Linked DNA regions of Mus musculus: region 2 is linked to region 1. The links are chromatin contacts, found by Hi-C or POLR2A ChIA-PET in ENCODE. All regions are on one chromosome and are shown on one strand. Each heading gives the region's core, a stretch centred on a gene start or an enhancer-like site at or near the end of the contact. The rest is flanking DNA. Distances are from core to core; before and after follow the strand shown. Region 1 has its middle 34 kb from the start of 4933435C09Rik. Region 2 has its middle 5.0 kb from the start of Gm36834.

Evidence for each region. A loop is a pair of places that touch in the nucleus more often than their neighbours do. ChIA-PET counts read pairs that join two places held with the same protein, here RNA polymerase II (POLR2A).
Region 2: a map of gastrocnemius shows a loop between it and region 1 (2.0-fold over the local background). The contact joins two enhancer-like sites. A Hi-C loop is called at or near these places in 2 of 37 maps with a recorded cell type or tissue (gastrocnemius and heart). POLR2A ChIA-PET finds 5 or more read pairs at or near these places in 1 of 5 experiments (embryonic stem cell).

Annotation. Positions count from the first base shown.
Region 1 is chr12:79,968,875-79,972,054 of GRCm38, forward strand. No RefSeq gene overlaps it. Among named protein-coding and RNA genes, the nearest start is that of 4933435C09Rik, 34 kb to the left of the region's middle. RefSeq lists an enhancer at 1-3,018. Within about 2 kb of position 1,708, at least 3 of the 3 ENCODE cell types and tissues checked have a DNase peak (open chromatin) inside an H3K27ac peak, as active enhancers do; they include gastrocnemius and heart, where a contact is called at or near this core.
Region 2 is chr12:80,012,980-80,016,159 of GRCm38, forward strand. No RefSeq gene overlaps it. Among named protein-coding and RNA genes, the nearest start is that of Gm36834, 5.0 kb to the right of the region's middle. Within about 2 kb of position 1,535, at least 2 of the 3 ENCODE cell types and tissues checked have a DNase peak (open chromatin) inside an H3K27ac peak, as active enhancers do; they include gastrocnemius and heart, where a contact is called at or near this core.

The DNA of each region.
Region 1 (3,180 bases), core at 458-2,957:
CAACAAGTAGACTAAGAGCAGGTATGGTGATAATGTAGTCCATTAATCTCAGCACTCTGGAGACAGACGGAGGAGAATGAGAATTTGAGGTCAGCCTGGGCTGCATAAAAACACTGTCTCACTGTTGGAGCAGTGGCTCAAGTTAAGAACACTGCTGCTCTTGCAAAGGACCTGGCTTGGGTAAGCTACCCCGTGGTAGCTTACAGCTGTTCATAACACCAATTCCCAAGAGTCCTCCTGCCCTCCACAGGGACTCCTGTGATGTGCATACATATAGACAGACAAACAGACACTCATAAAAGTTCAAAAAAAAAAAAAGACGATTCTGTCTCCAAAACTATTTAGGGCAGGAAAGAGGAGGAACCACATATCTAGCGGGACCTAACAGCCATTTTGAAGTTCTTAGACACTAAAGCCTTGCCTTTGCTCTCCAGAGGTCAACCCATTTGTTCTGAACCCCCCATTTTGTTACTCATGTCCTTCATAGGAGTCCTCTGACCCATTCTAATCTCTCCAGTCCCAACTCTGACAACAGTGCTCCCTACTTCCCCGAATGGTCCTTCACTCATCCTTTCACAAAGTAAATGCACTGTCCTCCAACCACAGACTTCTTGCCAAATTCCTCCTGTCCTTGGGCACAAACAACCCAGAAGTGCTCTCAGATCCAGAACATTGTTGGGGAGTGGGAGGGGTGAGTAGAAGGGCTATTCACCCTCCTGAGCCTATGATGGGATGTCTGGGCAGCTACTTCAAAAACACCAGGGCCTGAGACCTGTTCCAGGGATGCCACCCAGACGGGACACTGCTCAAAGCCGCCTCCAGTCCTGGGAACAAAGGTGAGGAACTCTTGACAGGGAAACTTAGCCCTACTTACTGGGTATGAATGATACCACTGGTCAGCCCTAGCTGAGAGGGGGTCTGGGCTCTGTTTTGTTCTTCTCTGTTCTAATCTTGATACTTTGACTACATTCTCATTCCCTGTGGCTTAGGCTGTAATGGTGAGAAGCAACAGTCTTAAAAACCTCAGAGGAGCCAGCTCAGAAGAGCACCTTTGGCCCACCTCCCTCAGTGCTATAACTAATGGGGGTACTTTTGCTACCACCTCCTGGTGAAACTGCTCTGGCACACATTAGGAATTCTGTCTCTAGGTCCTGTGGACTCTGAGCTTCTTGGGGCTGTGCCCAGAGTCCACTTGATAGAGAGCTGGGGTTTTGGTTTTTTTCCTGTGGGGCAAACTTCTCTGGTTAGGACACAACTGTCAGGGCATGGCTTGGCAGAGCTTCCATGCCAAATAGGGGTATGTGTATGTGTGTGTGTTCTTTTGTCTGATTTCCCAAATTCCAGGCAGGAAAGCAAGCTTTCTGTCTCTACACAGCTCCAGATCCCCCTACCAACATTTGCATTCCCCGGGTATGAAAGGAGTTGGTAGCAGGCCCCATGGAGGACAAGGCTGTAATTCAGCCAGGCCCCAGTGACATCCCAACCGTGAGAGTGCAGCTGGGGCAGCTTACGAACAGCGCCCGGGTCCCAGGGGGAAGTCAGCCCTGTTCTCCAGCCCACAAGCGCCTATTGTTCACTTTCTTGTTTTTCTCCAAATGTTTAGATGTGCTCAGAGCACAGAGAAGCCTGAAAGCAAGACCATTGGCCAGGGCAAGCCTGAAGCAGGGAAACCCACCGCTGGAACTCTGGGGCCCCACACTCCCTCCTCAGCTCTTCCTACTCCCCCTGCCATGCGCCGGACTCCGGATCCAGGGGTGGTCTCTTCCTGGCCAGGGCTGTTCAGAGAGCAGTAGGCTTGGATTGTTCAGCAAGTAAAGTATGGAATCCAGCTCAGACTGGCTTGCTTGACAGTCAGGCACAACTGTCCACATTAACTTGAGGCTGTCCAACGTGAGGGCTGGGAGAGTCTGGGCAAGTGCCTTTCTGATTCCCCGCCACTGACCAAAGCTGCTGAAGACAGGAAATAGTCACTGAGTGTCTGTCGGGGCCCCTCTCTGCATCAAGATTGTGACTCTGAGGTTTGACCTTCAGGGTTTGACAACTGGCCGCAGCAGCGCTTATTGCGTATGCAGACTCAGGCAACCTCTCAGCCTCTCTGAGCCTCAGTTTCCCTTCTTGGTAAAATTTACTTACTCTGTCTGTAGAGAGAGCTATGGGGACACTCAGACTCTATAGGCTATTCTTCCGGTTACCATTGGTTACCATGACCCAGTTTGGAAGTTGCCCCAGCGCTGGGAACAGTCACTTGTGAACCTTGATGTCCACTGTGAGTCAGCACAGCTATGCAGGAGCAGTAGCGCCAGAGGAATGAAGGATGGAGTGCCTCTCGATACCAGGGTATAGAGAACATGCTGGAAAGCCAGCCTTCTCCCCTCCCTCTCTCCTCTGCCCCAGATCCCTTTCTCTTGGGAGTTCATATTACCTGCCCTCCCCCAGGCCTGGGATTGCAAGCTTCCCTGCGTCTCCAGGCCCTAACAGACCCAGAGAAAACCCTCAACCTGGAAAATGCCCCTCCCCTACCATCCTGGCAGACATTACTGGTCAGGGCCCTGAACAGGGATGCAGGTGGGCAGAGGGAATTCCTACATCAAGGTGGGAATCTGGGTTTGGGATCCTCAGTAGAGTTATAAACATTGGTAATAGTGAAGCTTTTGCAATGAAGAGAGATGGACAGAGCAGGCAGGAGGTCCCTAGTAAGACCAGAGGGCTGCAATAGCAAGGTCTGAGTTCTAGCCTTTTATGTCTGCGGACAGTGCACATGCCCACATAGGGGCTTGGGAGGCTCTGCCTTCTCAAGAGACAGGACTTTATAAGATCCCCCTTCAGACTCATTAATCCTTATAGGAATAAGCTCCAGGGAGCCTGCAGTGACAGGGCCATATGGCTTTCTTATCTCCCTTATCTGGCAGCACTCACCTTCCATTTGGAATGTTTATCCCAAGATAAAGATCAGATTCCACTTAGGGTGATTGAATGAGGGCCTCCCTGCAATTTCAGATGAATGGGCGATCTGATCCAATCATAGATGAGCGGACAAGACTAGCTAATGGATGGGGCTCCTCCCATATCCCCGCCCTCTGTATCTCGCCCCCCACCCCCACCTTCTTTTCCCCAGAATGGCCCTAATTTCTTCTAGGAATTTCTGCTTTTGCCTGCTTTACACAGGAGAGGGAGTTCTGG
Region 2 (3,180 bases), core at 285-2,784, 44 kb after region 1:
GAAGAGAGGACGCTGCTCCAATGCAGATTAAAGAGAGGACACTATTCCAATTTCCAACATCCAAGCAACTGAAACATAAGAGTTATTAATGACTAGTTCCATCCAGATAGCAACTAAAATTCAAACCCATCACAGAGTCGCAGGTCCTGTGCTGGGTCTCCAAGGCTCTGTCTCCATGAAATCTAACTAACTAGGTGACTTTTCTTACCCAGAGGTCAGATACTTTTGCGAAGTACAAAGCCATGGATCTCTAGAAAGCCATTTGGTGGTCTCTCCAAAACCCACACTTCCAGTTCCAGTCGTCAAACACAACAAGCTAAAGAGAATCTCTTCCAACACTTTTCCGGGAAAGCCCAGACTTCAGAGTCCCAAAGCCAACAAGTCAGACTTTCCTGTCAAGAGGCAATCCCTCCCCATTCAACAGATACCTTTCTTCATTAAGCTAGTCCTGTGCTTTCTAATAACTTTTGCTTACACCACAAAACTGTCATAGGCTATGGAAACACAAAGGCCCTGAACCCCTGGAAGTCATTACTCCTTCCTTTAGCAATTGTTGAATTAAGCATCATAAATATGGTTCCCATCCTGCTCCCCGCCCCCCAACCCCCCCCCCATTGCAAGCACACTCATGTGCACACACACACACGCACACACACACACACACACACGATCTGCTGGACATATGTTCAGAAGAAAGTAGGGACGCAAGTGAGAAAAAAAAATTCCCATGTCCTGAGTCAAGAGCTTGAGAGCTTTAAAGACGCTGGGGTGGAGGGTGGGTGATGGCGTGCTGGAAATGGACTATCCATAGGATTTATAGCTTATATGTTTCACAAAGCTTTTCTTAACATATAAAAATCTGTAGCGTATGGCTTTTCCCCCCCTTTTTGGTATAGGGCAGTAAACAAGAGCTTTGAAAGGAGAAGGAAACCAGGAGAAAGCCGGCTCCATTAGTCACGCAGCTGCGTATCCTGTCACAAAGGACCCCAGTTGAGTAATCGCCCAAAATATGCCTGTTATTTTTTTTCTGTCAGAAAAAAAGGGGGGCTGCCAAAACGTACTGTACAAAAAAAAAAAAAAAAAGAAAGAAAGAAAAAGAAAAACCCAGCTGGCTTTTCAGCCCCCACCCCCGGGGGTGGGGGTGGGGTCAGAAAATAAAGAAGAAACAGGCATAGCTTGGAAGTGTTCTCCCTACTTGTCTTTGCAAGAAGAAGCTCTCAAACTGCTTGTGGCAATGGAGCCTGCAGGGCTGGAGGATTGGCTGGCTCCTTGGACATCTAGAGTCCTTGCATGCCATCATGGGGTTCCCAGATGTTAAGAAGGCAAAGGCTGCAGAAGAAGGCAGGAAGAGGCAAGAAGTCACCCAAGAAAGGGATCCTAGAGAGTGAATATGTCCTTTGAACATCCTTATGTGAGAGACTTCAGGGCTCCAGAGCGAATCTGTGGCAGTTCACACCCGTTCCGTTCCATGAGCCCTGTGTGAGCCCTGCAGGGGCCACTGACTTTCTCCCAGCAAGCACCGCTGCCGCACCGGCAGCTTTTCTGATGAGCTCAGCAAAACCGGCTTTGGCTCAGGCGTGAGCCATGCTTGCAGTGTTTGAAAGACAGATGGAACAAGAGGAGGAGTAGGAGGATATCTAACTTGGGGGGACAAGCTGAGGAACTGGGGCTCAAAATCCAGCAAGGGTGTGTACATCTGTAGTCTCAGCTACTTGGGGGACTGAGGCAGGAGGATTATTTGAGCATATAAATTCAAAGTTCAAACAGTGGGTGGGACGACACTCTGCAGTACACTCCAGTGAGTGACGCTTACCACGGAAGCGAAAAGCCCGAGTTCAAGCCCCAGGATCCACGTGGTAGAAGCAAAGAGCCAACTCCCACACAGCATCACACGTGCTGATAAATTTTGAACTGTATGTGAGTTTTAAATTTTTAAGAAAGAAGAGAGAAGACTTTAAGGGAGTGGGGAGAGGGTGCTCTAGAGGAAGACTGCTTTGATTGGAGCTGCCTACGACTTCCGGTGCGAAATTTCCTGGATCAGCTTTCCAAAGGGTGGCAGGCACCTGGTGAGGAGGCCAAACCACTGCAAAGGCGCTCTAAAATTTCATCCAGTCACCATCTTTATTCCATGCTCTTAATCCGTCGTCCTCAGGACTTGGAGGGCAGGGGCGATCAGTCCTAGTACAAACTGTACTCTCAAAAAGTCACACTTTTTCTCCTGCCAAGACTGTCGAGAGTCAGAGCTGTCCCCAAGAAGCGGGGCTTCTATCTCTATACCAGAAAGCTGTCTCCTTAAGAAAGGGAAGGACCAAGAATAAAAATGTGTATGAAAAATGAAAAAACTAAACCCCACTATCTTGTATACTAATTAAAAAATAAAGAAAAGGGAGGTAGGGTCTGCACCACCATATGGACATGAATAGCAGATGTGCTGTTCCTGTTCTAGGCTATCTGGGTTAGTCCTAGAGAAGACAGACAGACAGACAGACAGACATGTCCACGTGCGCACATGCACACACACACACACAAACACACACACACACACACACACACACACACATGGAGATGAGAAGTTTAGGAGACCTTCACAGGGATGTCTCCAGGGACCTGAGTCCTAGGTCCCTACAGATTGCTTTAGGAAAGCTCAGGGTTTTACAGAACCAGGACTTTAGCCCTGTACTGGCTAGTTTTGTGTCAACTTGACACAGCTGGAGTTATCACAGAGAAAGGATCTTCAGTTGAGGAAATGCCTCCATGAGATCCAACTGTAAGGCATTTTCTCAATTAGTGATCAAGGGGAAAGGCCCCTTGTGGGTGGGACCATCTCTGGGCTGGTAGTCTTGGTTCTATAAGAAAGCAAGCTGAGCAAGCCAGGTGAGGCAAGCCAGTAAAGAACATCCCTCCATGGCCTCTGCATCAGCTCCTGCTTCCTGACCTGCTTGAGTTCCAGTCCTGACTTCCTTGGTGATAAACAGCAGTATGGAATTGTAAGCTGAATAAACCCTTTCCTCCCCAACTTGCTTCTTGGTCATGATGTGTGTGCAGGACTAAGACAAGCCCCTTGAGGCTTTGGATCCCAACTAAGGCAGAGTCCCATCCAGCTCTGACCTTAGAACCAAAGTTCCGAGATAGCAGTGCATGGGCACCTAATCTCCATGAGGGACACACCTCAAATTGTAG